Linked DNA regions of Homo sapiens: region 2 is linked to region 1. Evidence: read pairs that join two places in POLR2A ChIA-PET (ENCODE). Cell type or tissue: A673. All regions are shown on one strand. Each heading gives the region's core, and the rest is flanking DNA. Links, peaks and the distances in the headings are about the cores only.

What was found. Peaks named below come from ENCODE experiments on the same cell type or tissue, not always from the same donor. Only the 100,000 strongest peaks of a DNase experiment are listed, where the experiment ranks them.
Region 2: POLR2A ChIA-PET joins it to region 1 with 10 read pairs; 4 of 35 experiments call an interaction of 5 or more read pairs at or near these places.

The regions. Positions count from the first base shown.
Region 1 is chr7:148,538,512-148,554,618 of GRCh38, reverse strand. It overlaps LOC124901766 (a long non-coding RNA gene), which reads left to right. Exons shown (of 3, transcript XR_007060577.1): 3 at 10,139-11,058. Among named protein-coding and RNA genes, the nearest start is that of C7orf33, 44 kb to the left of the region's middle. RefSeq lists a silencer at 14,295-14,495. In A673, for the core only: no CTCF peak of the experiment used is centred there; no DNase peak of the experiment used is centred there.
Region 2 is chr7:148,852,008-148,868,114 of GRCh38, reverse strand. The region is part of intron 1 of EZH2 (enhancer of zeste 2 polycomb repressive complex 2 subunit); the gene reads left to right. Among named protein-coding and RNA genes, the nearest start is that of EZH2, 24 kb to the left of the region's middle. RefSeq lists a silencer at 3,724-4,018. In A673, for the core only: CTCF peaks have their summits at 11,435 and 11,635; a DNase peak (open chromatin) is centred at 8,394.

The sequences.
Region 1 (16,107 bases), core at 3,587-11,586:
AGTGTTAGAAAGATCATTGAGGGCTGGGCACAGTGGCTCACAGCTGTAATCCCAGCACTTTGGGAGGCCGAGGCGGGCGGATCACGAGGTCAGGAGATCAAGACCATTCTAGCTAACACAGTGAAACTCTGTCTCTACTAAAAATACAAAAATTAGCCGGGCGTGGTGGCAGGCACTTGTAGTCCCAGCTACTCGGGAGGCTGAAGCAGGAGAATGGCGTGAACCCAGGAGGCAGAACTTGCAGTGAGCGGAGATCTTGCCACTGCACTCTAGCCTGGGTGACAGAGCGAGACTCCGTCTTAAAAAAAAAAAAAAAAAGATCATTGAGGCAGAAAACTAACAAAGAAATTCTAGACTTATTAAATTTTACACTTGACCAATTGTACCTAATAGACATCTACAGAATACTTCACTCATAAACCACAGGATACATATTCTTCTCATCTGGGCACAGAATGTACTGCAAGATTGACCACACACTTGGCCATAAAGCAAGTCTAATCAATTCAAAAAAACTGAAACCATACCAATTGTACACTTGAACCACAGAGGAATAAAAATAGTTATCAATACCAAGAAGATTTCTCAAAAGCAGAATTACATGGAAATTAAACAACTTGCTAATATTTGACTTTTGGGTAAAAACAAAATTAAGGCAGAAATCAAAAAGTTATTTGAAATAAATGAAAACAGAGACACAGCATACCAAAATCTCTGGAATGCAGCAAAAGCAGTGTTAAGACGAAAGTTTATAGTGCTAAACGCCTACCTCAAAAAGTTAGCAATATCTCAAATTAATAACCTAACATCACACCAGAGGAGCTGGAAAGGTAAGAACAAACTAACCCCAAAGCTGGCAGAAGAAAAGAAATAACTAAAATCAGAGCACCACTGAATGAAATTGAGACCCCCCAAAATCCATCCAAAGAATCCATGAAACCAAAAATTGGTGTTTTGAAAGGATAAGCAAGATTGACAGACTGTTAGCCAAAGAATAAAAAAGAGAGAAGATCCAAATAAGTACAATTGGAAATGACAAAGGTGACATTACAACTGATCCCACAGAAATGTAAAAGATCCTCGGAGACTATTATGAACACCTCTGTGATCACAAAGTAGAAAATCTAGAGGCAATGGATTAATTCCCGCAAACATACAACCTTCTTCCCAGTTTCAGGAAGAAATTGAAACCCTGAACAAAATATTGAGTTCTGAAACTGAAGCAGTAATAAAAAAAAACCAAAGGAAAAAAAAAAAGCCCCAGACCACTTAGATTCACAGCCCAATTCCACCAGACATACAAAGAAAAGCTAGTTCCAATTCTACTGAAACTATTCCAAAAAAATTGAGGAGGAGGGACTCCTCCTTAACTCATTCTACAAAGCCAGCATCACCCTGATACCAAAACCTGGCAAAGACACAACAAAAAAAAGAAAGCTACAGGCCAATGTCCCTGATGAACATACATGGAAAAATCCTCAACAAAATACTGTAAACTGAATCCAACAACACATCAAAAAGTTAATTTATGCTGCTTAATGTCTTTAACTGGTGGGTGATTAAGGGTGGAAGTGGTCCGGATATTCTAAAATTTGCTAATTATTAGGAGAGAAATGACAGAAGGCACAGTAAGAGTTGCCTTTATGTTCTCTTATTCTGAAAATATATATCAAAGTCTCCCTGTGTGCTAGGCACTGTGGTAGGACTTCAAGTATGTTCTTCATTCACAGTAAAAACAACTTCCTGAAAAAAAGAGTTAATTCATTATGATCAAGTACGCTTCATTTCTGGGATGGAAGTTGGGTTCAACATAACGTAAATCAAGAAATGTGATTCACCACATAAACAAAATTGAAAATGAAAAATCCATGTGATCATCTCAATAGATGCACAAGAAGCTTTTGATAAAGTCCAACATCCCTTCATGATGGAAACCCTCAAGAAACTAGGTATTGAAGGAATATGCCTCAAAATAATAAGAGCTATCTATGACAAACCCACTGTCAGCATCATACTAAATGGGCAAAAACTGGAAGCATTTCCCTTGAGAACTGAAACAAATCAAGGATGCCCAGTCTCACCACTCCTATTCAACACAATACTGGAAGTGCTAGCCAGAGCAATCAGGCAAGAGAAAGAAGTAAAAAGCACCCAAATAGAAAGAAAGGCAAACTATCTCTCTTGGTAGATGATATGATCCTATACCTAGAAAACCCTAAAGACAGTACCAAAAGGCCCCTGGAACTGATAAACGACTTCAGCAAAGTTTCAGGATATAAAATCAATATACAAAAACTTGTCCCTTTTCTATACACCAATAACATTTAAGCTGAGAGCCAAATCAAGAACACAATCCCATTTACAATGGCCACAAAAAATAAAATACTTAGCAATACATCTAACCAAGGAGGTGGAAGATCTCTACAAGGAGAACTACAAAGCACTGCTAAAAGAAATCATAGATGACACAAACAAATAGAAAAACATCCATCCTCATGGATTAGAAGAATTAATATTGTTAAAATGGCCATAAGTGCCCAAAGCAGTTTACAAATTCAACACTATTCATATCAAACTACCGATGTCATTTTTCCACAAAACTCAAAGAAAACTAGTCTAAAATTAATATGGAACCAAAAAAGAGGCTGAATGGCCAAAGCAATCCTAAGCAAAAAGAACAAAGCCGGAGCTATCACATTACCCAGCTTTGTACTGAAAGGCTATAGTAACGAAAACAGAATGATACTGGTACAAAAACAGACACATACACCAATGGAACAGAATAGAGAACCTAGAAATAAAGTTGCACACCTACAGCCATCTGATCTTTGGCAGGTACAAAGACAAAAGATGGGGAGAGTACTCCCGGTTGAATAAATGGTGCTGGGGTAGCTGGCTATCCATGTACAGAAGATTCAGACTACACCCCTACTTTTCACTATATACAAAAATTAACTCAAGATGGATTAAAAATTTAAATGTAAGACCTCAAACTATAGGAATCCTAGAAGAAAACCTGGGAAACACCATTCTGGACATCAGCCTTGGGAAAGAATTTATAGCTGTGTCCTCAAAAGCAATTGCAACAAAGACAAAAATTGACAAGTGAGATATAATTAAACTAAACAGGTTCTGCAGAGCAAAAAAACTATCAACAGAGTAAATAGACAGCCTACAGAATGGGAGAAAATGTTTGCAAACTACATATCCCACAAAGGCCTAATATCCAGAATCTGTGAGTAACCTAAACAATTGAACAAGCAAAAAACAAAACCACATCAAAAAATGGGCAAAGAACTTGAATAGACACTTCTTAAGAGAAGACATACAAGCAGCCAGCAAACATGAAAAAACACTCCATATCACAAATCATCAGAGAAATGCAAATCAAAACCACAGTGAGATCCACTTCACACCAATCAGAATGGCTATGATTAAAAAGTCAAAAAACAACAGATGCTGATGAGGCTGTGGAGAAAAGGGAACACATAGACACTGTTGGTGGGAATGTAAATTAGTTCAGCCACTGTGAAAAGTAATTTGGAGATTTCTCAAAAACTTAAAACAGAACTACCATTTGATCCAGCAATCCCATTACTGGTTATATATCCAAAAGAAAACAAATCATTCTACCAAAGAGACACATGTACTGGTATGTTTGTTGCAGCACTATTCACAATAGCAAAGACATGAAACCAACCTAAGTGCCCATGAAAAAGGATGAAATCATGTCCTTTGCAGCAATATGGGTGCAGCTGGAGGCCATTATCCTAAGTTAATTCAAGAAGGAACAGAAAACCAAATACTATGTGTTTTCACTTATAAGTGGGAGCTAAACATTGGGTATGCAGGGACATAAAGATGGCAACAATAGAAACTGGGGACTACTGGAGGGGAATGGGAGTGAGTGGGGCAAGGGTTGAAAAAACTAACTCTTGGGTACTGTGCTCAGTACCTGGGTGACAGGATCACTCATACCCCAAACCTCAGCATCATGCAATATACCCAGGTGACAAACCTGCACATGTACTGGCTGAATCTAAAATAAAAGTTGGGACAAAAAAAATCACTTGCTATATGTAAAAAAAAAAAAAAAAAAAAAAAAAAAAAAAAGGTACTGAAAATAGGAAATGTAAAATAGGATTAGAAGGAGCAAGATCCTAGTAAATAACAAATCAATATATTTGTTAAAAAATATGAATGTGATAATTATGCCTATGAAAGGCAAAAAATCTCAGATAAATAAAAAATAAATTAACCATGTGACATTTAGAAATAATACTCTTAATGAAGATGACATAGGAAGACTGAAAATAAGGAGGAGAAAAATAATGAAAATATTACCAAAATGAAAAGCCACACAGATATATTGATATCAGATATAATTCAAAGCAAAAAGGGACAAGAAGGAATATTTCATACTGATGAGAGAGGCAATCTAACAAGAAGATATAACAATCATAAACATTTATGTACTCAATAACATAGCTTCAAAGTACAGAAAGGAAAAACTGATGGAACTACCAGGGGAAACTGACAAAGCCAATGAGAATATTTAACAGTGCTCTCAGAAACTGATAAATCATGCAAGCCAAACATCAGTGAGTATATAGAGAATTTAAGTAATACAGATAACAAGCCTGGTCAAATAAGATTCTCTGTACCCAGCAAACAGAGAATACACATTCTTATCAAATACAACAAAGTAGTTACAGATATTGACCACGTATTAGGCCACAAAAATAGTCATCAAATTCCAAAAATTGATATCATATAGCCCGTATGGCCTGAACTCAGGAGGGAAGGCTGAGTACATGGGTACAGCTGTAATAAAAGTAGTTTGCAGGTGTTGTATTTTTTAAATTTTAAAAATCTATTTTATATTTTATTTTAAATTGACTTACAGTAAAATTCACTGTTTGTGACGTGCAGTTGTGTAGGTTTTGACAGTGATGTACCCACCATCACAGTCATGCTACAGAACAATTCCATCACTCCAAAAACTCTATCATGCTATCCCTTTGATGTCATCCTGTTCCCCAACTCCAATCCCTGGTAACCATTGATCTAAGCGCCTATCTAATAGTTTTGCCTTTTCCAGGATATCATATCAAGAAAATCATAAAATATGTGGCCTTTTAGATCTGACTTTTTTAACTAAATGCATTTGAGATTGCCTGTTGTTGCAAGAATAATCTGTTCTTTGTATTGCTGAGTAGCATTTTATGAAATAGATGTACCATAGTTTTGTTTATGAAAGACATCTTGGTTGCTTCCAGTTTTTAGTGATCATGGATAAAACGAATACAAACATTTACCTATAGGTTCTCGTGTTAACATACATTTCCATTTCTCTTAGGATACTTCAGAGTGGGATTGTTGAGTCATATAGTAAGTGTATGCTTAACTTTATAAAAAAACTATACAAAACCAGACTGATATCCAGGTGTGGTACCATTTTGCATTCTCACTGGTAATGTATGATTTCCAGTTGTTCTGCATCCTCGTCAGCACTAGCTGTCATTTATTTCCATAGCCATTCTAGTAGGTGTGTAGTGATATCTCGTGATTTTAATTTGCATTTCCCTGATGATTATACTGAATATCTTTTCATTTGCTTATTTGCCATTCATATATTTCCATGGTGAAGAGTACATTCAGGTTTTTTGCCCATTAAAAAAAAATAAACTTTAGGTGTTCTCTTATTGTTGAGTTCTGAGAGAGCTCTTTTTTGGGGTACAAGTCCTCTGCTAGAAATGGATGTTTTACTCTGATGGCTGCAATTTTCTCAGAGCAGTATGAAGCAAGAGTGAGGATGAGGTGGGAAGTGTAGGAAGTTTAAGGAGTAAGAAAAAAATATAAAATAGCCTTCTGAGGCAGAAGGGAAGTGAACAGATTAGGGATGCACGCTATGATTGCCTGGTGGCATTAGGGCCCTCTTGAGCCTTGTGTTGGTATAGTTAAGCTGGGACCAGTCACCATGGGCATTTTTTTTTTCCAGCCATGATTAGTTGCATGAGTGGAGGGATGAAATAGGTAGAGGAATGGTTTTATCTAGGGCTTTAGTTTTGCCAAGTACGTATAAGAAAACAGAAGTGGAGGAAGGGAGTTGAAAGGACATGAAAGGAATAAATTACGGTGACTGACCATAGAATCTAAGTGGAGTCAGAATGGAAGAGAACAAGGATGAGGGACAGTGAAAAGGGGTTAGGATCAATAGACTGGAGGTTCCAGCATAGCCAAAGGATTGTGGGGGTTGGGCACAAGAGGGAGGGAAACGGGGAGGCAGAAGACAGTTGTCTGAGGGAAAATGCTTGCTGTCCAGGAAATGTCAAGGTTGCAGTTCCCAGTAATGACTGGGGCATGGTCATAGATATGAGTGTGCCTGAGTTGGGTGGGAAATTCCAATGGGAAAAAAAAATCTCAGAAAGAAGACAGCTCAAGAAACCGTGAGGCCAGAGTCACTGTAGTAGTGAAGAGAGTGGCAGTGAGCCAAGAGCTAAGTTAAGGGGAGTGACCTCGAGGTCAGTAGGTGACAGTGGCAATAGATGAAGTGATGATATGAAAGTCAAAACTTTTTTTTTTTTTTTTGAGATGGAGTTTCACTCTTGTTGCCCAGGCTGGAGTGCAATGGCACGATCTCGGCTCACTGCAACCTCCACCTCCTGGGTTCAAGCGATTCTCCTGTCTCAGCCTCCCGAATAGCTGGGATTACAGGCATGTGCTACCATGCCTGGCTAATTTTGTATTTTTAGTAGAGACAGGGTTTCTCCATGTTGGTCAGGCTGGTCTCGAACTCCCGAACTCAGGTGATCTGCCCACCTTGGCCTCCCAAAGTGCTGGGATTACAGGCGTGAGCCACCGTGCCCAGCCAAAACTTTTTTTTTTTTTTTTTTTAATGGAAGAGGAAGAGAGAATGATTTAGAAGCTGCTATGAAAAGGAGGAAAGCAGCTACCCTACCTCTAGGAGCACTGAATGGATGTGAGAAGAAGCTGAGCTTGGATCAAGTGATGTGGTCAGGAGAGGAAGGGAAGCTACTAGGACCTCAGAAAGTTGGCCTGGGATTGGAATCCTGGAGGGGAAAGGGTTGGCTTCTGGCTACAGAGGGACATACAGAGAGGTGTTTTTTGAAGGGCTCCATGGATTTATCTGGAACTGTGCTGCTCAACGCAGCAGCCACTAGCCACATGTGGCTAACTTAAATTTAAACTCATTAAAATAAAAAGTAAATAAGTAAAAGTAAAATTCAGTTCCCCCGTCATAGTAGCCACAGTACAATGCTCAGTAGCCATAGTAGTGGTTCGTGGCTCTTGTACTGGACGGTGCAGATGTAGAATATTTCCATCATTGCCAAACATTCCGATAGCCACAGTGACATTAGGGCCATGGGCTCTGAGAGTGGCCGCACCATGTCTTCTCTCATCCCTGGACCTTTCTGTGGAAATATGAAAGCAACCACAGTGCTCAGCCATGCTGTCAGGAATTAAGAGAAGGGAATGTATTGAGTTTAGGAAGAAATGAAAAGGGAAGGGCAGCGGCTCCTCCCTTGGCGGTGGCCGCCATCTTGGAGCTGCGGGAAGGGAGCTGTGGTCAAAGCGAACCGGCTGAGAAGGAAGCTGAAGAGATGGAGTGGAGGTCAGATTTCTGAGCCTCCTGGAGGCTGCACCTTCAGATGATCAGATATGTGGCAGGAGTGGGAAAGGGACACAGAAAGAAGGAGGATCCGTTTCTCTAATCCAGTGAGTGGGTATTAAACTGTGGCATCATTTTATGCCCAAAGCTGGTAAGGCCTGAGTGTGCTGGTAACATAGATAGAAAAGTCATTTGTATTCATTTCTGTAGAATGTATTTATCTTTGGCTGCTCCCTAGGTGCATTCTTCTTAAGGGGTCATGTGGGTATTGTGTGTGGTAAATAATCAGTGCTGCTTGAACATTTATGCCTCTTCCTCTCTGTCTTGTGTGTGAAGGGCCACATCTGACACACTGACCTCAGGGATAAGTCGCTGCCATGTGATTTTAACCCCCATATACGAAATTTGACAATGTAGAGGCATAGAATAGAATCATGCTTAGTTTTTGAGAGCGTGTAATCATTGAAGCATAACATTATTTACTTTCACCCCCCCCCAAAGGAAACCTCTCTGAAAATTAAATGACTAGTTTTACGTTTTTAAAGTGTATATAATTGGTAAAATGGTCTCATTTCTTGCTTCCCCCAATTCAAAAGGGACAAAGTGATATGTTCGTAAGTAAATAATTTTTTCTTTTTTTTTTTAGTGATGATCTGGAGACTTTAATATGGGATTTATGATGGCTAAAGAGCATTACCTACCCAAGAGGAACCTTTAATCCAGGGAGGAAGTTATGAGTTTTTGGTTCATTTTGTGGTCAACCTCATTCCTTCTAGTTTTGTCTATGGCCTAGGCGAGAGAAAATAATTGGAAATGCTATGATGAAAATAATAGAACGATTCCTCTTGTTGCTATGGTGACAAGAATAAATTGAATCCATTGCTCTGAAAAATTGCCCGAAAGTGTACTTTAGCATTCCACGGTGGGTTTATTTGTTGAGAATTTTAATCTGTCAGCTTCCATCAAAATGGTGCAGCACTCAGAGAAATATTTCCCATCTATACTTTTAGCTGGTTTTTGTTATTTGTTTTATTTTTTAAAATGTTATAGATTTGGGGGTACTTGCGCAGGTTTGCTGCATGGGTATATTACATAATGGTGAGGGTTAGGCTTCTAGTCTACCCATCAGCCAATTATTGTAAAAGAAAGCAACCGTCATTATATTGAAAATTTAAATAATTTTCTAAAAGCATCTTGCCAGGTACAAATCTAAAAGCAGATTATAGTTTTATGTCCACCATCATGGAAAATGTCATTGTCAGCACCAGCCGAGCTTTGGATGATTTTTCAGGTCATTGACGATCATTAGTATGATACGGGACTCCAAAGATCTGGTTGAGAAACCAAAGGATGTGGATTCCCAATCTCATTCAGTGTAAAACAGTCATATAGGCTTACAAGAAGAAATAAGCCCTAGTGCCTCGGTTTTTCTGTTTAATTTTTGATAATGAGCATTTTAATAATAGTGATAGTTAGCATGTACCAGATGCACCAAGCATTTTGTGGATGTTGTCCATGCTCTTGACAGCAACTCTTAACATGTAAGTATTATCATCTATAGTTTGCAGATAGAAGAAACTGAAACTCAGAGAGGTAAAGCAACTTGATCAAGGTCACACAGCAAAGTGGAGAGCTGGGATTTAAGCCCGGCTGCATCTTGGCTCTAGACTCCGTGCCTCCCGATGGTGCTGGTTGCTCCTAACTTGCAGTAACACTATTGGCTTCAAAATATCTGAGCATCTATCCTGAGCAGTATATGCAAAAGAGTTAACGCTGGCCTGAAAGGCCTTTGCCAGGGTTGGGAGGGAAGCGTGTATCTAGCACTCTGTTTGTTTATTTTTTTTCTGAGCCAGGGTCTCCCTCTGTTGCCCAGGCTGGAGTGCAGTGGCATAATCTCTGCTCACTGCAATCTCCACCTCCCTGGTTCAAGCAATTCTCCTGCCTCAGCCTCCCAAGTAGCCGGGACTACAGGTGTGCACCACCATGACTGGCTAACTTTTTTGTATTTTTAGTAGAGGTGGGGTTTCGTCGTGTTGGCCAGGCTGGTCTTGAACTCTTGACCTCAAGTGATCCACCCACCTCAGCCTCCCAAAGTCCTGGGATTACAGGCATGAGCCACTGCGTCTGGCTGCACTCTGGTTTTGATCATTTATTTTGCTGTCTTTAGGATTTTGTTTTCTCATTTTAAAAACAGTTGATCTTCTGTGAAGAAAAACTTTTGGTTAAGAACCAAGAACCTGTTTCTACCTTGTGTTTCTAAGAAGTACCCTTCCCGTGGTGTCTTCCCAAGCAGCCAGGAGACAGGTGGCTCTTCTGTTGCCTTCTGAAGTCAAACCCCTGAATGAACGCAGAGAATCTCTGAGTACCCACAAATCCTGATTCAAAATCCTGATTCATATGCACCTAATGTGATCCTGAGGCCTGATTCATATGGCATGAATACTCTGTGTGTGTATTGCTGAATATGGTTAAACCTTCCTCTCCTTCCTCCCCTTATTTCTCCAGGGAACTGACTTCTTCCTCCTCATGGTCCACTTGAAATTCCAGGAAAAGGAACAGATGTGCAAGGAATTGCAGCCTGGAGAAACATAGTGTATTTGGAGACTTGCATGTAAATGGATAAGTAGGTGTAGGAGGAGAAGCTGGGTCACATTTTCCTAAATTTTATTCCACAAAACACTAGTTCTGTGAGACGCTCTATGGAAATTGGTCCCATGATCAGTACATTTGGGGCATGCTGCATGTTGTATTCCCTGTTGTCTTATATTGGATTTCCTAAAAATAGACTCTGAGGTGGAGACTTATGTGCAGAAGGTCTCTTGGCGAATGCTCCAGGGAGGCGTGCGTGTAAGGAAGTGAGACAGACCCACCTCAGGCCCCTGGGACTTCCACTGGCCAGACGCCCTGTGCCTACTTGTGTCATGGGATACAGGGCCCATCTCTTCCCATCTCCACACTCTGACCACACGCTAGTAGCTTGAAATCAGCCATGGTGCAACTATTGGCATCACAAAAATGGACAAATGCTTCAAACTGGGGCCTGACTTATTGTTTTGTTGATTGCCAGGCTTAAAAAGTGATGGAAAGGATGCTAATAATGCATATTAAACCAAAAAAGTGCGTCATGTCTGTAGCTGTGACATTGTGAATAGCACAAGCATTGAGGTTACATGCTTCTGATATTTGAAAACCCTTATTGGATTCAACAAAGAATTCACTCATGTCATTGTCTATCAGGTGAAGCTCTGATGCACATTTTTTGCTTTCACTTTTGCCTTATTCATTAATATAAACAGAATGTCAATCAACCTTCATGTTGTGTCTACGCTCAATCATCCCTGATGACCCTACGCTGACTACAGATGCAGAATTCAGCAAAAACCAATGAAAGCATTCGGTGAGAATCAATGGCTATATGGAGCTTACAATAAACCGTATTGTGTATTTTATTATTACGTATACGTTGTGTGTTACATATCTGTTATATCAGCACAATTTATAGTAAAATCATGTAGTTGGTGAACATTTACCAGCATATCACTGGGGCTGGTGGAGTTTGGGTGGGAGCATCTGAGATTGCCGTTGGAGAATGCTGCAGCCAAAGTCTACTGGCAAAGACATCCCGTGCCTCTCAGGACTGGCAGTAGCCCACTGTAGACATGGCCTCAGTGTACACATAGACACGTTTCGGAACATGGGGCCCTGGGTCACTCATGCTCCCTGTAGTTGGAATTCTACCAGGCACATTCCATGGCCTCCACACTGATACCTGATGTGGTTGGAGCTGAGGTCTCAGACTATCCTCCAGAGAGCGTTAGGGCTGGGATGGCCTTTCAGAGTGGTCCCAAATTGAGGCAAGAGGGCCAGGCCTTTAGATCACCAGTCACTTATACCCAAGGCACATCCTTGGTTAAGACAGTGCTCTGTGGCTGAGGACAAATCCCAGTGAGAGCCAGAGCTCTAGGTGGTGGCCTGTGAATGGTCAGTGGCCAATATTCCCAGAAGCTGGAGGATAGGTTTGTCTACCCTGAAGAGGAAAGTTGGCTGGAGCACTGCAGTGTTTATTAGACTCTCTTGGAAATTCATAATGTTTATTAGCATTTAAAAGGTTCTGAAGAATCCTGCACTTAACTTTGTCCTGCTAGCACTTGCTCAATTTATTTCACCAAGAAACCATTTTGTGTGTCTGTGTCTGTAACATCCCTTTGAATTAGTATTCTACAGAACACATTCGGGAGAAGCTGGGCCAGAGAGAAAGGCAAGGTCAGATCGTAAAGGGCCGAGCCTGCCTGGCTGGGCAGTTTTGATTTTATGCTGCGGGCACTGGGGAGCTGTTCTGATTTGACTTGCATTTTGGGGAAAGCACTTTGGAAGTGTGTGTAGGATTGATTGGTATGGGAGAGATGGAGGAGCAAGTGTATTTAAGAGGCTGCCACATCTTCCAAGGGAGAGATGATATGGGCCTGGATTTGGATGGCAGAGAGAAGAGGCAAATCAGAGGAATGTTTAAGAGAGAGAATCAATAGTGTTTAGTGATAGGTTATTTTCCCATTACCCTGTAATGTAGCTCAGTGTTATTTACATCTTCTCATTTCCAAACGGGTTTCCTTCCCTTCCCTTCCCTTCCCTTCCCTTCCCCTTCCTTCCTTCCTTCCCCTTCCTTCCTTCCTTCCTTTCCTTCCTTCCTTCCTTCCTTCCTTCCTTCCTTCCTTCCTTCCCTTCCTTCCCTTCCCTCCCTTCCTTCCTTTCCTTCCTTTCTTTCCTTTCGTTTCCTTCCTTTCCTTCCTTCCTTTTCCTTTAATTATCTTCTCCTTCTATTACATATGTATCCCTGAAATGGTGTATTTAACAACTTCACCTACAGAATAGCTTTTGTATACTCATCTTTCCAGGCTCCAGTTGGTTTGCATCCATTCATCCTCTTGTGTTCTGGGATGAAAAAAATGGGGATGAACTGGGCAGTATCCTGTGACCATTTCACAGTTGTTGTTTTGGAATGTAGTGTTCCGACGGCTTTTCCAATGTGTCCGAAATTGCTTTAAGTCTGTAGTACAATAAGTAGGAAATGAGGGGGATGCAAACATAATCTCACGCATTTAACACAGGATTGATTTGTTCCTGTACACCTCAGTTTTTATTACTATTGGAAGAATATGATTTCTTTTTAAGAAGCTGATCTCTTTTTATCAGCTCTAGAGGAAGGAGGGTTAACTTAGTTTCTAGACACTGTCTACCCTTCTTTCTCACTTCGTGTTATTTTATTGGCAAATGTATCTCTATTTAGGTTATTTTAAAACATGGAATCAACTCTGATGCTCTTTTTCTTTATACTTTTCCCAGGAAAAGAAGTTTAAATCAATAACTGAAATAAGTTTTCATGGTACCCAGAGATTTCACTTCCTGATAGCCTGCCTCATGTGAATTAACGTGTACAATGGAAGGTAGTTCTAGTGGAGATAATGAATTCCTCTCCAGAAAGGGAGCTTTCCCTCTTTTGGGGTACTGAGGGCACTCACGGAAAATAAAGGACCAGGGTTTTTTCTTCACCTCTAGAATTTTAATTATTTTAATTTAATTTATTTATTTATTTTGAGACAGAGTTTTGCTCTTGTCACCCAGGCTGGAGTGCAATGGCGCGATCTCACCTCACTGCGACCTCTGCCTCCCAGATTCAAGTGATTCTCCTGCCTTAGCCTCCCCCAGTAGCTGGGATAACAGGCGTGTGCCACCACACCCAGCTAATTTTTGTATTTTTAGTAGAGACAGGGTTTCACCATGTTGGCTAGGCTGTCCTTGAACTGCTGACCTCAGGTGATCCACCTACCTCGGCCTTGCAAGGTGCTGGGATTATAGGTGCGAGCCACCATGCCCGGCCACGGTAAATTTAAAAATTCAGTAGAATTTTAAAATAGTTGGACCAGAGAGGAAGCATGTTTTCAAACATGCCAAGGGAATCCATTTTGGATTTTTAATTTGGGGAATTTTCTCAGATCTGGAAAAGTTATTGTAAATCAAGGTTGAAGTAAAGTTGGTTTACATATTTTACGTATTTGCCTTTTGGAAAACACAATTTAGGACTTTAGGTCCATGTCTTTGTTTTCATACTGACAAAGAGGCTGTTTCTGAGACCTCAGTCCCCCACACATTGCAGGGGTATTGCTGGGCTCTCTTTCTCTGCGTTGTGAAAGGCCTCTTCAGGGAGCATGGAGAGCTGTGTTCTGCCTCCCTGCGCATTAGATGAGCGCCTAGAGGGTGCTGGCAGTGAGCTGCTGCGGAGCCTGACATGGGTTGCCTTTCTCCAGGCACAGCAGGCAGACTCCAAGCTATTTCTTACCCTGGCTGGGCCTTGAAAAAGCCCAGCCAGCCGCTGAAAAACTGAGCTGAGACATCGCTAGAGAGGCTGTGCGTGAGCAGCCAAAGGCTATTTGCTGAGCAGAAGCTTCTGGACGCTGACCAGCTGGACGTTGACCACACAGAACAGGAGTGGTCATTAGGCTCCTCAGCCTCCCTGGACCAATCAGCTCTGATGACAAGCGGGCAGGAGGCAGCTTGTGGGAACTGAGAACTGCTGAGATGATGCTGAGAACTGCTGAAGAAGAAGGGACAATAGAAACCCTTGCCCATGATTGTGTCTCCAGAGAGCATCCCAGACGCTGTCTGGAGCCCCAGAATTCTAGGTTTGGTTACCAGCACCATGGATGCAGTGGTCACAGGACTTCTATTCATCTGTATTGCCCCAGTAGGAAAACTAAGCTTGGCCCTGGCTGCACCCTGCAACCTCAGCACTCAGGAATCTGCTGCTCTGAGCTGAGTCACCAGACTTGGTACTCGAGACGTGAATCCTTTTGGGACAGGATTCCTAAATAGGGATCTTCTTTTAGGAGTTCCAGAACAGTTATTTGTAACACATAGAATGGACAAAAGATTAGAATCCAGAATACGTAAAAAAGATTCTTACCAATCTTTAAGAAAAAAATTTTTTTAAATAAATGAAAAAATCAATCACTAAAAAAAAGACATTTAAAAATAGGCAAAAGACATGAATGAACATTTCACAGAAGAAAAAACATAAATGGCCAATAAGTTTATGAAAAAATGTTCCACCTCATTAGCAAGTGGGAAAATATAAATTTTAAAGCCACTGGCCTGGTGAGATGACTCACGCCTCTGATCCCAGCGCTTTGGGAGGCCGAGGTGGGAGGATCGCTTGAGGCCCGGAAATGAAGGTTGCAGTGAGCTATGGACACACCACTGCACTCCAGCCTGGGTGGCAGAGCAAGACCCTGTCTCAAACAATAAAATAAAACCCACTAAGGGATATCAATTTACACTCAATTGGCAAAAAATAAAGTAAAATAATATAAAGTGTTGCTGAGGCTGTGAAGCAGAGGCCTCTCCCACAATGCTGTTAGGAGCATGAATAGGCACAACTGCATCAGAAGACAATTTTGCATCAATTAACAAAGTTGAATCTTCTAGCACCTCTGCAATTACACTGAGGAACATATTACAAGGACTATAATTGGCAGGAGTATGTATAGTATCCTTAGTTATAAGAGTAAAAATATAAAACAATGCAATATGTTCATTAACAGTGGTGGATAGGTACATTTTGGCGTATTCATACGGCAGAATACTATGCGCAGTGAAAATGGAGAAAGTATAGTTCCAAGAATCAATACTGGTGAATCTTAAAAACAAAAACAAAAAAACAAGTCATAGAAGAATGCATCCAGTGTGGTTCAATTTACATAAAGGCGAACAACAGACAAAAGTCAATAATGTATTGCTTAGAGATACGGGGTAGAATTGAAAGAAAAGTAAAAGATTAAATAACATGAAAATCAAGATAGTGGCTACCTATGGTGGAAGATGGAGAGTGAGGGGGTGTAATGGACATGCGTATGAAGAGAGTGTCCCCGTCATTGATGGATGGTGGTCCATTACCTAAGCTGGGTAGTGGCCACGTAGGTGTTTGCTTTATTATTATTTAAATTATATATTAGACTATTCGTCATTTAAACTATATATGTGTATATACAATTACTCTGCATGATATAGTTTATAATTTTTAAAGAAAAGGGAAGAAGAAGGAAGAGGAGGAGGAAGAGAGGAAGTTGATGACTATGATGATGACAAAGGAGACAACAAGTAGTGCTTCGGGTCCCCGTGTGAGGCACTTTCAGCACTGTGTGGATGGTTATCTAGCAGGAATAATAAAGGCATGTCCTCACCATTTCTATAGTCTCTGGACTCCAAATGTATCCTTGATCAGATTGGATCTTTGTGGTGCTTCACTGAGACTACCCACCTGTCCAAACTGTAGGTTCAGGGGTGGTTTCCTGGAGAAGCTAATGCTTGAATTGAAGCCTAGGGGGCACAGAGACATATATGATGATATATAGCATGATTGTCATTCATTTAACAAATATTTATTGAGGTCCTATTGAAAAAAAAGGAACAGGGACATATAA
Region 2 (16,107 bases), core at 4,653-12,652, 310 kb before region 1:
AGGGCTCAGAACAAGACAGGAAGATAAGGGAATGTTTGGAACTTCCTAGAGACTTGTTGAATGGTTTTGACCAAAATGCTGATAGTGATATGGACAGAGATGGCTAGGCTGATGAAGTCTCAGATGAAGATGAGGAACTTATTGGGGAACTGGAGTAAAAGTCACTCTTGCTATGTGTTAGCAAAGAGACTGGCAGCATTGTGCTCCTGCTCTAGGGATCTGTTGAACTTTAAACTTGAGATGTTTAGGGTATCTGGCGGAAGAAATTTCTAAAAGCAGCAACGTGTTCAAGAAGTGGCCTGGCTGCTTCTAAAAGCCTGTGCTCATTTGCATAAGCAAATAAATGACCTGAAACTGGAACTTAAATTTAAAAGGGAAGCAGAACATAAAAGTTTAGAAAATTTGCAGCCTGCCATGTGGTAGAAAAGAAAATCTCACTTTCTGGGGAGAAATTCAAGCTGGCTGCAGAAATTTACATAAGAGGACGATACATGGGGTAAAATGCTTTTTCCTCCCCTAAAAGCCTTGGTATTAATCTGGAAATAGCAGGAAGGTAACTGTAGGAATTATATAATGGGTTTCCCTGTGCTTGGTCATGTCTTTGTATCATTTCCATAGGTCAGTGGAGACTCAGAAAACCAGTTTCTCTGGGCTTTTGATAAGTAATGTTATAGTAATCAACAGATGGTAACTTTCGGTAAAACAAATTGTCTTCATCTGTTTTGTGCTGGTATAACGGAATATCTGAGACTGGGTAATTTTTAAAATTATTTATTTATTTATTTTTGAGATGGGAGTTTTGCTCTTTTTGCCCAGGCTGGACTACAATGGTGCGATCTCGGCCCACTGCAACCTCCGCCTCCTGGGTTCAAGTGATTCTCCTGCCTCAGCCTCCCGAGTAGCTGGGATTACAGTTGCCTACCACCATGCCTAGCTAATTTTGTATTTTTAGTAGAGACAGGGTTTCACCATGTTGGCCAGGCTGGTGTTGAACTCCTGCCCTCAGGTTATCTGCCTGCCTCGGCTTCCCAAAGTGCTGGGATTACAGGCGTGAGCCACCACGCCTGGCCAAGACTGGGTAATTTATAAAGAATAGAAGTTGGCCAGGCACAGTGGCTCACGTCTGTAATCCCAGCACTTTGGGAGGCTGAGGCGGGTGGATCACTTGAGGTTAGGAGTTCGAGACCAGCCTGGCCAACATGGTGAAACCCCATCTCTACCAAAAAATAAAAATTAGCCGGGTGCGTTGATGTGCACCTGTAGTCTCAGCTACTTGGAAGGCTGAGGTGGGAGAATCACTTGAACCCAGGAGGTGGAGGTTGCAGTGAGACAGAATTACGCCACTGCCCTCTAGCCCAGGCAACAGAGTGAGACCCTGTCTCACAAAAGGAATAAATATATATATATATGCATATATGTATATATATATGCATATACGTACATATATATGCATATACGTATATACGTATATGTATATGTATATATACATATATGCATATATATTATATATAATATATAGTGTATACAATATATGTATATACGTATATATATGTATATATGTATATATATGTATATACGTATATATATGTATATACACATATATATGTATATACGTATATATATTTTTCACAGTTTTGGGGGCTGGGAAGTTTAAGATCAAGGTACCTGCATCTCATGAAGGCTTTCTTACTGTGTCCTCTTATAGCAGAAGATAGAAGGGGCAAGCTGGGAATAACTCCCTCAGTCAGACTCTTGTATAAGGGCATTCACAAGGCAGGAACCGTCGTGGTCTAATCACCTCTGAAAGGCCCCATCTCTTAATACTGTTACATGGACAACACCTGAGTTTTTGAGGGACACCTTCAGACCATAGCACAGATACTGACAAGTCTCATCAATTATTAAGTAAATAGTACTTGAAGGGTTTGAAATTTTGTAGTACCCCGGCAGTGTGTTTATATTTGTGATAAATTTTAAGTATAGGAAAATCATGGAAAGACTTACTGCTCATAACTGCCGTACCTCGTTTACCTCTATCTTTCCCTAAACTACTACTGTTCTTAGCAAGATCATGAACTGTGGGGCCGACATAAGCCAGAGGAGTTTCTGAAGAGTCTGCTTCAGTGAGGGGTTCTGTTGATAGCCATAGAATAAAGAAATGGCACTTTGCAGACATTGGTACTTCCTTGAAAGAACTGGCTGTGGCATATACAGAACTCAAAAATTGAAATTACTAGATAATGGTTACTTGGTTTAGATTGCCTGGAAATTATGAGAGGTTCTGTAAATGCTTTGGGATTAGTAGTTTGAACCACCTAGTCCATTTTATGATTCTGTCTTCAGAATATAGAAGGAATTGCATCTTATTTGGGGATTAGGATATAAAGTTAGTGTACAAGGCAAAATAGCATGTAGGCAAAGTTACCCATGCAGAGTTTGTGGGAAGATGCCTTACCACAAACCAGTACCTTCTTTTTAGGTTCAAGACCAGCCCATTTTTCCTCTAGAATGAGAACAGATCATTGCTCTTCTGTTGAGCACAGAGTTGTTGGTTTGTACTTAAGGGCAATCCTGTTAGAATCACTCCTGAGTGGCTAAATATCTTCAGTCTGAGAGACTTGTCCAGCAGGTTATGGGAACAGCAGATTCATGTCACCTGTCTCTTGCTCACTTAGGCAAACGCTTAGTGTCTGGAATGGTGGGTAGAACCCTTGTATTTACTACCAAAATTGAGCTTTCTCTGACATTTTTGCTCAATGTATGTTAGATTTGTGTAAGTTAAATTAGATGTTGGCTTATGCGTGGTATAAGATTTAAAATAGACTTCTTAGCAAAAAGAACACCTGGTATCAGATTGACTTACCCCTTCATTTTGTTTGCTTTTATTCAGTGAAGTGTTGAAATAACAGGTATCTCATGTCTCATCTTTGAATTATAATGAATTTTGTATCATAGCTTTAGTTTCTGGTACTTTTTTTTTTTTTTTTTTGAGACAAGTCTCGCTCTGTCACCCAGGCTGAAGAGCAGTGGCGCGATCTCAGCTTAACGCATCCTCTGCCTCCTAGGTTCAAGCGATTCTCCTGCCTCAGACTCCCAAATAGCTGAGATCACAGGCACCTGCCACCATACCCGGCTAATTTTTGTATTTTTAGTAGAGATGGGGTTTTACCGTGTTGGCCAGGCTGATCTCCAACTCCTGACCTCAGGTGATTCGCCCGCCTTGGCCTCCCAAAGTGCTAGGATTACAGGCGTGAGCCACTTGGCCCCAGCCTCTGATACCTATTTTTTTCCGTTTTTCCTCCAACAGTGTTTCTGTAAACTGAGTATATACTCGATGAAATGAGAAGATTTAACTTATAAAATCGATTTAGTATAGTTTTCAAGAAAAACTTAAACTTTTTTTTTCTTTTTTTCCTTTTTTTTTTTTTTTTGAGACAGTCTCACTGTGATTGCCCAGGCTGGAGTGCAGTGGCACAATCTTGGCTCACTGCAGCCTTGGCCTCCTGGGCTCAGGTGATTGGTTCTCCCACCTCAGCCTCCAGAGTATCTTGGACTATAGGCACATGCCATCACGCCTGGCTAATTTGTATTTTTAGTAGAGACAGGGTTTCACCATATTGTCCAGGCTGGTCTCAAACTCCTGGACTCAGGCAATCTGCCTGCCTTAGCCTCCCAAAGTGCTGGGATTACAGGTGTGAGCCATGGCCCCCAGCTGAAAACTTTAACCTTTAGATGTCAATTCAGTTAGTGAGTCTGTTTTATCTGTTGTTCAAGCAAATTCTTTAAAACACTTAAAATAGTTCAGTTCTTCAGTTGGTTGAAATTTATATGGCCATTTCTTTTCTAAGCAGTACTCTCAGATAAACACCAGAATGCTGGTCTATGGACTTCAGTTTGAAATCAATAGTTTACTGTCTTGCTGGAAGGAGGAAAGTGATCTTACTGTTGTGGAAAATATATCACTGCAGAATCTACTCACTTTTGCTGCAACGGTCAAGTTAATGTTTTCTATCATTCAGCTAAGATTGCTAAATTAGTATAACTTTCCTTTGCCTTTGAACTTTTTAGCACTACAGAAACCAGGACTACAAATATGTTCTTTACTTTTTTCTGTTATTTTCCCCTATCATGAGACTTCTTGAAGGCGAATGCTGTTCATTATGCTTTCTCATCTGTACTTTCATGTACATGTAATCCACTGTAGTGAAGGCACTAAAACCTGTTGTATTTTCCACATTTCGATAGATCTCTCACAGGATTTAACACTTTTGGAATGCTCAGTAAATTATTATTGACTGCTTGATAATACCTCTTTGTTCCTGCCTTTCCCCAAGTCCTTCAACAGAAGTTTCTTCTAGCACTTTGCAGGTCAGTTGAGTGGACTATTTGAGTCCCTCACAGTAATGAGCTTGTGTGTTTTTGTCATTCTTTTTTCTTTTTTTGAAAAAACAATAGAGTCATTTAAGGAAGCAAAAAGGTCCCTGGGTCAAGATTTTTATTTTATCTTTTATGGTGGTAGGGTGAGGTGTGAGTATTTAGGGAGATGGTTGGTAGGATGGCGTTGTCTTAGGGTTGCAGGAGGATCAGAAGGGTGACTGTAACTACTGATGATATCTTACAGTGGTGAAGGAGAAGATAAGTGAAAACAGAGGCAATTTGTTTAAACGAATTTTAGTAGATATTAGTCTCTTAATTTGGCACTGACATATGACAGATTATTTCATTTAAATTCTGTAGTTTGACAGGTATAATAAAGTACCCTTCATTAAATATTCTTCACATATACTCTTGTTTGCCTTTTTCTAGTTGCAAGAGTGGTGATTTCTATGTTTCATTATAAATTTTAGAAATATATAATTTGAATATATTGTCTGTTCTAGGTTCTCTGTGAGTCAAGAAAAGGCAGGGTATTATGACTTCGGATTCGTATGATGTCTGGATATATTTAAGGGGAGCAGTTCTCAAAGTGTGGCCTGGGATTATGGGATCAAAACTATTTTTTCTTTCTTTCTTTCTTTTTTTTTTTTTTTTGAGACAGGGTCTCACTCTGTCATCCAGGCTGGAGTGCAGTGGCGACATCTTGGCCCACTGCAACCTCTGCCTCCCAGGTTCAAGTGATTCTTGTGTCTCAACCTCCCAGAAACTATTTTCATAATAATACTGAGTTGTTCCTTGCTTTTTTTTAAAAAAACAAAACAAAACAAAAACAAACAAAAAAACCATGTTGGACATTTGTACCCACGGTGCAAAAGCAATGAATAAACACTGTTGGCACCTTAGCACTTGCAGTTAAAAAAGCCAGTTTTGTTTGAGAATGTCCTTGATGAAGTACTAAAAATGATTAATTTTATTAAATCTTGATCCTTGCGTGCATGCAGTTGTAACATTCTGTGCAACAAGATGGGAATGTGTGTAAAGTGCTTCTGCTGCATATTGAGGTATGTTGGGTTTTGAGCAAAAGCACTTACGTGATTAAGTTGTGAGCTCCACTAGCCACTTTTTTCATGGAAATTTCATTTTTACTTAAAAGAGGGTCTGACAAACCATGATTATTCAGACTTAGGTATTTGGCAGACTTTTTTTAAATCAATGAAGTGAGACTGTCACTTCAAGGAAAACAACTGACCATATTTGTTGGCAGAGAGAACATTTGGGCTTTCAAGCAAAAATTAAAATTTTTGGAAAACTTTTGTCTGTTACTGTGAGCATGACAGCTTCCCAGTACTTAAAGACTTTCTGATGAGATTAATGGGTTTAACAACATGATTTTTTGAAATATGCCAACTTCTGGAAAATCTGCGTAACTCAGTGGACCAGTACTTTTTAGATGAGGAATGATGATTTATAACATTGTGCCTGAGTTAAAGATTCATTTAAAGTGAATAGACTAATGAATGTTAATGTGGCAGAGTAGGAAAAGTTCACTGATACAATTTCGGATTCCATGTTGCATCTAATCTTGTAAGAAAGAAATTACCACTGCTAACTGAAGTATGGTGGTTATTTTGAGGAAAAGCACCTGTGAGATTGAGTTGTGAACTGAACTAGCCACTTTTTAATAGAACTGTTTTGGTGTAATATCAAAGCACGAGATCCACAATGACCTCAGAAGGCTATTCAAACACTCTCCCTTTTCTAAGCTAAGTATGTTTGAGACTGGATTTTCTTCATATACTTGAACCAAAACAACATATTGGAACAGATTGAATGCAGAAACAGTTACGAGAATCCGTTTCCTATTAGACAGATATTAAAGAAATTGGCAAAAATGTAAAGCACCACTTACTAATTAATTTTTTTTTTTTTTTTTTAAATAAAAGAAGGCTATGTTGCTCAGGCTGGTCTGAAACTCCTGGGCTCAAGTGGTCCTCCTGCCTCAGCCCCGCAAAGTGCTAGGATTATAGGCATGAGCAACCACGCTTGCCCTCACTCACTAATTTTTTTTAAAGGAAAATAAGTTTCTTTTTAAAAATGTGTTATTTATATTAGGTACAGTTGGCCCTCCATATTTTCAGGTTCAGCTTCTGTGCATTCAACAACTGCAGATCAAAAATACTTGTGGAAAAAAGCCAATAAAATAATAGAACAGGGCGGGCGCTGTGGCTCATGCCTGTAATCCCAGCACTTTGGGAGGCCAATCCGGGTGGATCACCTGAGGTCAGGAGTTCGAGACCAGCCTGGCCAACATGGTGAAACCCTGTCTCTACTAAAAATACAAAAATTAGCTGGGCATGGTAGTGTGTGCCTGTAATCCCAGCTACTCAGGAGGCTGAGACAGGAGAATCGCTTGAACCCTGGAGGCGGAGGTTGCAGTGAGCCAAGATTGCGCCACTGCACTCCAGCCTGGGTGACAGAGTGAGACTCTGTCTCCAAAAAAAAAAAAAAAGATACAAATAATACAGTATAACAAGGATTTATATAACATTTTACATTGTATTAGATGATCATAAGTAATCTAGAGCCAGATGATTTAAAGTATAAAGGAGAATGTGCATAGGTTATATGCAAATACTGTGCCATTTTATATAAGAGATGAGCATCTGTGGATTTTGGTATCCATGAAGTTCCTGGAACCAATACCCCCTAGACCCCCATGGATACTGAGGGCTTGCTATAACAGTTTTTAATAAAAATAAAAAACAGGCCAGGTGTAGTGGCTCACACCTGTAATCCCAGCACTTTGGGAGGCCAAGGTGAGGTGATTGTTTGAGCCCAGGAATTCAAGACCAGCCTGGGCAACATGGCGAAACCCTGTCTCTGCTAAAAATAGAAAACAATAGCCAGACATGGTAGTGTGCACATGTGGTCCCAGCTACCTGGGAAGTTGAGATGAGAGGATCACCTAAGCCCAGGAGGGCGAGGCTGTAGTGAGCCGTGATTGCGCCAGTGCACTTCAGCCAGGGCCAGAGTGAGACCTTGTCTCAAAAAAATAAAATAAAATAAAAGTAAATTGTAAAAAACTCTTTAGTTTTTCATTTCTATTATGTTAAATGTTAATAGCTATAACACATATAAACTAAACAGGTCATGAGACCAAAATGCTGAAGAATGGTGTTAATGGTGTTCTTACTTACTTTGAATTACCGTTTTTATTTTTCTATGCTAGCTAATTACTATGTGAATAATTAACCTCAATGAAGTTCTGTATTCTCTGTTGTAGCAGTGGCTGATTTAGGGCTCAGTTGTCTTTTGACCTGTTCTTCCTTCTCATATGATTGCATCTCGATTTTTAATTTTAGACTTAGTTTTTAATTCTAAAATTAAAAATCTTTTTTTTTTTTTCTTCTATGCCCACTGCTGTCAACCCAGTCAGGGCCCTTATCACTTTATTCTTGAATTACTTCAGTTCTCCATTTTTTTTCTCATGTGGTGTTTTTCAAACTTGAGTGTTGATTGGAATCCCAGGGTTAATTCAACTTTAATTTTATGAATATGATTTCATATAAGTTCCTTATGATAAAACCAGAGCAGATTTACAAATTAAATATAGACCATCAAATTAGCTGTACATATTTAAGGATGAGATTTTGTTAAAACCAAATAGTCAATGTTAGAGCTTATAGAATGGCATAGCCTCAGGATCAGCTTTATAATCAGTTTTTTTAAATTTGGCTTGATAATACTAACAGAGAATGGCTATTTGCATAAATATGTTTTATAAAATGGTGTTAACTTTTAGTCTTTGTTCAGGATAATGAGACCTACTAGTTAACCAGAACGGGGCCAGCAAGCAACTCTTGAATGCTAGTTTTAATGCCTGATCAAAATTCTGTAAAGCTGTGTTGATCACTGAGGCGTTGCGGATATACTGAGCCTGCATTAAGTGGATATTTAATCTAATTATTTCTGGAATCTTTACCAGAAAACATGCTCTTACATAGTTTGCTCCTGGGTTTGCTGTTGGTGAACTGCCGTTGGTTGGTGGGATCTCTGTGTCCCATGGGCTTTGCCACACAGCTGGGGCTCTGAGTACTTCAGCTCACATTCCTTTGTTTGCCACCCTTGCCTTAACTCACTTACCTGTATTGTTTTTTCTCCCATAGCACTCAACATCATCTTACATGTAAACATTTTACTTTGTTGTTGTTGTTGTTGTTGTTGTTGTTGTTTTTGAGACAGAGTCTTGCTCTGTTGCCCAGGCTGGTGCAGTGGCACATCTTGGCTCACTGAAATCCCTGCTTCCTGGGCTCAAGTGATTCTCATGCCTCAGCCTCCTTAGTAGCCGGGACTACAGGTGTGTGCCACCACTCCTGGCTAATTTTTGTATTTTTAGTAGAGACGGGGTTTCACCGTCTTGGCCAGGCTGGTCTTGAACTCCTGGCCTCAGGTCATCCACCTGCTTCAGCCTCCCAAAGTGCTGGGATCACAGGCATGAGCTACTGCACCTGACACTTTGTTTTTAACTGTTTCTGTCCAACTAGATTTTAAGCTGTATAAGGGCACAGATTTTTAATTGTTAATTGCTAAGTCTTCAGTTTCTATTGTAGTCTCTGGCTTGTATTAGATGCTCAATAAATATTTGTTGACTTAATGAATGCATATTAACCCTTCTTTTCTTTATTCAACTGCAAACTCAAATACTCTTTTCTGAGTTGTGTGCTCTCACTGTGGGTAAAGACCAGTTTTTCTCTTCATTTTAAACACAACTAAACTGGCCCTGAATTGTATAGAATCCTTTTGATTTGTTGTTTGATCAGTACAAGTTCAGTCAGTGGCACAGTTACTTCCCTTGATTCAGATTCTGTAGAAGCCTAAAAGTGCATTATCTCTTCAAGTAGACATGTCATCATATAGGCTGCTATGGAGATCTTTTTTTTTCCTTTTAAATTGTTTGTGTAACAGTTTCTGTTTTAAAACAGTGGAATTACCAGCCTGGACACTATAGTGAGACACTTTCTCTACAAAAAATAAATTAAAAAAAATTAGCTGGGTGTGGTGGAGTACACCTGTAGTCCCCAGCTACTCGAGAGGCTGAGGCAGAAAGATTGCCTGAGCCCAGGAATTTGAGGCTTCAGTGAGTTGGGATTGCATCACTGCACTCCAGCCTGGACGACAGAGTGAGACCTTGTCCCTTCCAAAAAAATTGAAAAAGTAGAATTATATTTGGGAGTTTTTTTCCTCAAATTCCTTTGAAGTTAAGATTTATAAAAGTATGGGAGGCCAAGCTGGGATTATCATTTGGGCCCAGATGTTCCAGGCTGCAGTGAGCTACGGTCGGGCCACGGAACTCCAGCCTGGGGAACAGAGTGAGCCCTGCCTCAAAATAATAATAAAAATAATAATAATAGTACAAGCTCTCTTAATTACTACCTGTTTTTTTTTTGAGACAGAGTCTTGCTCTGTCACCCAGGCTGGAGTGCAGTGGCGCTATCTAGGCTCATTGCAAGCTCTGCCTCCCGGGTTCACGCCATTCTCCTGCCTCAGCCTCCCGAGTAGCTGGGACTACAGGTGCCCGCCACCACGCCTGGCTAATTTTTTGTATTTTTAGTAGAGATGGGGTTTCACCTTGTTAGCAAGAATGGTCTCGATCTCCTGACCTCGTGATCTGCCTGCCTTGGCCTCCCAAAGTGCTGGGATTATAGGCGTGAGCCACTGCGCCTGGCCACTACCTGTTTTTTTTTTTAATCCTATGTTTTTAAATAATTCTAATCATCTATTCATATTTTTTGTTTCTCCTATTTAACATTTTATGTAACATTTTTAGATTTTAAAATTTGTTTCTGTTATCACTTCTAAAAGTGAATGTTATTTTTAAAAATGAATGCCTTTACATTGGGTTGTTATGTAACCTAATTTGCTTTAACAAATAACTTTATTTTGGAGTAATTTTATTTTTAATTATTTATTTATTTATTTATTTATTTGGGACGGAGTCTCGCTCTGTCGCCCAGGCTGGAATGCAGAGGTGCGATCTCTGCTCACTGCAGCCTCCACCTCCTGGGTTCAAGCAATTCTCCTGCCTTAGCCTCCCAAGTAGCTGGGATTACAGGTGCTCGCCATCATGCCCAGCTAATTTTTGTATTTTTAGTAGAGACTGGGTTTCACCATATTGGCCAGGCTGCTCTTGAACTCCTGACTTACGTGATCCGCCTGCCTCAGCCTCCCAAAGTGCTGGGATTAACAAGCATGAGCCACTGCACCTGGCCTATTTTGGAATACTTTTGGATTTATATAGCCATGGTATATTTGTTAAAACTAAGAAATCAGTATCAGTATGTTGTCATTAACTAAACTCAAGACTTTATTTGGATTTTGCCAGTTATTCCACTAATGTCTTTCTTTGGTTGGTTGGTTGGTTGGTTTCAGGATCCAATCCAAGATACCACAGTTCATTTAGTTATCATGTCTCCTAAGTTTTTCTGATCTGTGGTTGTTCTCAGCATTTCCTTATTTTTCATGACCTCTTAATCGTTTTAAAGTGTATTGGTCAGATGTTTTGTAAGAATGTCCTTTGATTTCGGCTTATCGGATGTTTTCTTATGATTAGGCTGAAGTTATGGGTTGAGGTCTGGGGGAAGGATACCACAGAGGTGAAATCCCCATCTCATTTCATCACATCGGGGAGTACATAATGACAGCAGTACTTACCATTGCTCATGTTAATGGTTATGGTTTTTTTTCACAGAAACATTACTGTTTCCCTTTCCAGACTCTTCTTTGGAAGTGAATCATTGAATCTAGCTCACGCTCAGGGGGAAGGAAATTGAATTCTCCCTCCCAGAATGGGGACATACACTCATGTATCAGTTGGAATTCTTGTCAGGAGAGTTGTTCCTTCTCCTCCAGTTGTTTATTTAATCACTTATTTATATCATAGACTCATGAATAATTATTTTATTCTGTTATAATACTGTTATGATTTACTCTGCTGCTCAAATTATTCCAGCTTTGGCCACTGAGAGTTTCTTCTGTTTGCTTCCAGTCTCGGACCTATCCGTCTCCTTTCATCTTTGGAGCATTTCCCTTCTTCTACTGGCTTGCCTTGTAGTTTCCCTGTCCCAACCCTAGAATCAGCTGTTTCTGCAGACCCTGCTTCCTTGTATTTATTGGAAGGTGGTATTTAGAAACAAAAGTCTTGGGTGCAGGGTATGCTTATTTTATTGCTCCTGGGGTGTCACTGCTTCCAGGCCCTCTGTTGGACAGACCCTGGAAATGCAGGTATTTCAGCTAACCTGCATGTGCATACATACCTACGTTTCTGTATCTATCCGCATATATTTTAAAATACACGTGAGTTCATATTGATATATCTGACTAATTCATCACCACCTCTTGCTTATTTGTAACTTCTTTCTGTGACATTGAGAAACTTGGCACACATTATCTACATTTTATTTACTTATTTGTTTAACCCTAGTGTACATGTAGAGTATTTTCAGAATTACAGACTGGTACCCTTATGAGAAACAAATTTACCAGCTAGAGTACAGAGTAGATTGTCCAAAGTTCTGTAGATTAGCTCCCCCCGACCTCCTGCTCCTTCCATGAGATTATCTCATAAAATTATAATACTGTTAGACTTGCTGTATAGTTTGCATTCTATCCTGAGATCCCCTGACATCCTGTTTTGTTTTTATTTGCATACAGTTTACCATTTAAAAAAAGTCTTTATATTGAGTTGTTAACTTTTTAATATAAATGTTGTAATTCCTGATATTACTCATCTGCCATTTATGTAGTTGATAGTCACTACTTTTTTTTTTTTTTTTTTTTTTTTGAGATGGAGTCTTGCTCTGTCGCCTAGGCTGGAGTGCAGTGACGTGTTCTCAGCTCACTGCAACCTCCGCCTCCTAGGTTCAAGCGATTCTCCTGCCTCAGCCTCCTGAGTAGCTGGGATTACAGGCGTGCATCACCACGCCCGGATAATTTTTGTATTTTTAGTAGAGACGGGGTTTCACCATGTTGGGCAGGCTGGTCTTGAACTCTTGACCTCATGATCCACCTGCCTCGGTCTCCCAAAGTGCTGGGATTACAGGCGGGAGCCACAGCGCCCACCTGATAGCCACTACTTTTTTAATGCTGATATAGTGCTTACCATCTGTCAGGCACTGTCTATGCACCGTAAATAAATTTACTTCTCACAATGACTCTGAGGTGGAGGCTCTTGAATTAGCCTTTTTTCATGAGGAGAGTGAGGCACAAAGATGTGCAGTAACTTGGCCAACTTCACACCCAGCTGCTAAGTGGGAGAACTTGGATCTGAACCCAGGGAATGAGCTTTGGAGTCCAAACTCTTGCTTTTTGTTTAATGCTGTGTATAGGACTTAGAATTAATACAACTAACTCTTCTCTTATTAGTTTAGTTTATTACTTGGAATTTGGTGTGAAATAGAGAGTGCTGCTACCCCAATTCTTTGCCCCATGTGTGTAACAGGCATTATTAATCATGACAGCACTCTCTCTGCTGAGCTAGAACATGGCCTGGCCTAAGGCCAATAATCCTTATGGACACAACCCTCAAAGTGGTTGTATGAGATGAACTCTCCTTGCCATCTCTGATCTTGTCTGTTTTGAATCCTGATTCTAGTGCCCAGTGCATGGCACTGCGTGCCTGCTTCTCCTGGATTCCTCTCTCATGGTCTTCCTTTTTACAGGGACAGGTTTTCTATATTCCCCCTCAGGCATAGGATCTGTTTCTCTTAAGTAATTAATTTTTATCACTTACCAATAATTTAACATCTATATGTCTAAGTTCTCTTTATATTGTTTTTCTTATCCTTACCTACAAAATCTCATTTACCATTGATTTAAATTTCAGTATATTGAAACAATGGATTGTAACATTAAAAATAAATGAAATTGCCAAATGATACTAACAGCTGCCTTCAAAGCATTTAAACATACAAACAGGCACTATTGAAGACTGGAGAGTTATCAAAATTGGCAATTTTTTGGCAGTCTTGCTGTGAAGTAAACATTTTTAAAAGGAAGGACATTGAGAATATTGTAATCATATTACTTACATCTTGTTGGGTTTGGATTTGACCTTACATAGCCTGGTATTCAGTTAAGAGTCAAAGTTGCTGCTATTAATTTAGTTGAGAAGGATAAATAGTACATGTAGTTTATTGTTTTCTTTAGAGAAATAGAAACAGAAACATTTATTTGGCCAGACCAAATAGGTGGTCATTCCCTTGATTTAGCAAATCCTTGAGGTAGAATTTTTTTTTTTTTTTTTTGAGACGGAGTCTCACTGTGTCGCCCAGGCTGGAATGCAGTGGCACGATCTCGGCTCACTGCAAGCTCTGCCTCCCGGGTTCACGCCATTCTCCTGCCTCAGCATCCCGAGTAGCTGGGACTACAGGTGCCCGCCACCACGCCTGGCTAATTTTTTGTATTTTTAGTAGAGACGGGGTTTCACTGTGTTAGTCTCGATCTCCTGACCTCATGATCTGCCCATCTTGGCCTCCCAAAGTGCTGGGATTATTGGCGTGAGCCACCGCGCCTCCCGGTAGAATTTTTAAAGAAGCAATAAGGGCTCTGACAATACCTATGGGACTTTTTTCAAATTATTCAGTTATTGGCAGCTGGGTAAAGAGGGACAGGAATGTCTGATTTAGGTAAATACCTCTCACAAGTGGAGTAGGGGCGTATCTGGTAGAGAACAGTGCTGATTCCTTGGACTTGTGTGGCCTGGCCACCTGAGAGGTAGGTAGGAAGGTGTGTCTTGGCCATGTCCTGGGGCCTCTGTAAACCTGAGAGGATGGAGGAAGCTCTACTTTTTCTGACGATGCTGTTGGTGATAATGAAGTAGGCTATGAGAGCCCATCTTCCATTAATTCAGATGTTCCTATACAGTTGGCCCTCTGTAAATGGGATTCTACATTTGTAGATTCAGCCAACTGTGGGTAAAAATACTTGAAAAGAAACAAAAGTGTGTGTACTGAACATGTACATACTTTTTTCTTGCCATTATTCCCTAAACATAATAGTTTAACAACTATTTATGTAATATTTACATTGTATTAGGTATTTAGTAATCTAGAGATGGTTTTAAAGCAGGGGTCCCTAGTCCCCAGGCCGTGGACTGGTACCCGTCTGTGGCCCGTTAGGAACTGGGCTGTACAGCAGGAGGTGAGCTCCGCCTCCTGTCAGATTGGCAGCAGCATTAGATTCTCACGGAAGCGTGAACCCTATTGTAAGCTGCACACGTGAGGGATCTAGGTTGCACACTCCTTAAAAGAATCTTTTTTTTTTGGAGACGGAGTCTCGTCTCACTGTGTTGCCTAGGCTGGAGTGCAGTGGCATGATCCTGGCTCACCTCAACCTCTGCCTCCCAGGTTCAAGTGATTCTCCTGCCTCAGCTTCCTGAGTAGCTGGGATTACAGGCACCTGCCTCCACACCCAGCTAATTTTTGTATTTTTAGTAGAAACAGGGTTTTACCATGTTGGCCAGACTGGTCTCGAATTCCTGACCTCAAGTGATCTGCCTGCCTTGGCCTCCCAAAGTGCTGGGATATGAGCCACCATGCCTGGCCATCCTTATGAGAATCTAACTAATGCCTGATGATCTGAGGTGGAACAGTTTCATCCTGAAACCATGTACCCTCTCCCCTCTTTGTGGAAAAACTGTCTTCCACAAAACCAGTCCCTGGTGCAAAAAAGTTGGAGACTGCTGGTTTAAAGTATATGGGAGAATGTGTATACGTTATGTAATAGTGTACCATTTTATATCAGGGACTTGAGTCTTCGTGGATTTTGGTATCTGTTGGGGGTCCTGGAACTAATCCTCCGTGGATATGGAGGAACAACTGTATATATGGTCTCAGTAATAAATACGTATCTGAGATACCCTCTGTATTAAGAAAAAAAAGATGGGAATTTCTTGGCTCATATAACTGAATAGTTCCGAAATTTGGGAAGGTCTGCCTGACTTAGGGCTTAGGTCATGAGACTACAGTTCTTTCTTGGCTTTGACTTTTGTTTTTTGTAGTTGTTGACTCTGTTCTTTGAGGCTCTTCTCCAAGATGGCTTCCAACAAGTCCTTGGGCAAACATTTTTCCAGGTTTAGACCTAAGGGGAGAAGAGTGAGCATTCTTGTCCTAGCATTGCAGGAAACCTGAGATTTTCACTGTGACTGCACTGATTGTGGCCGTGTATCTAACCCTGTACTGGTCACTATGTCTAGGGAGATGTACCTTGGTCAGGCCAGGGTCACAAGCAGCTTGAGTCAGCTTCCTCCAGTGTACTTGGTAGTTCTCAGAGAAGAGTTGGTGTGAAGTTCCCAAGAGAAGGGTGAATTGACCCTGGGTGGCAAAAACAACATAGCATCTACTCTAGTGGGATAAAGTAAGATGGTAAGGCATGGTGTTCAGGGTATTTCTGAGTTTGGTTTGATTCACAAAATAGATTGTGAACACTGTAATTGCCCTTAATTTTAGTTAACCTATGTAAATGTAAATCTGTGAGGTGTCACTACATTCTGCTAAAGCTTTGATGGGCTCCTGCCATATTCTGGTTTGGCTTTTGTATTAAAGAGCCATTGTTGTTTTGGTTTCACTGTATACAGGTAGACTTTTGTTTTAATGAATAGAGGTATAATCTGTTTTGAACAGGAAAAGCTGCTTTTGTATTCTGGATAAAGTTCATACTAGTGGGATTTCACCT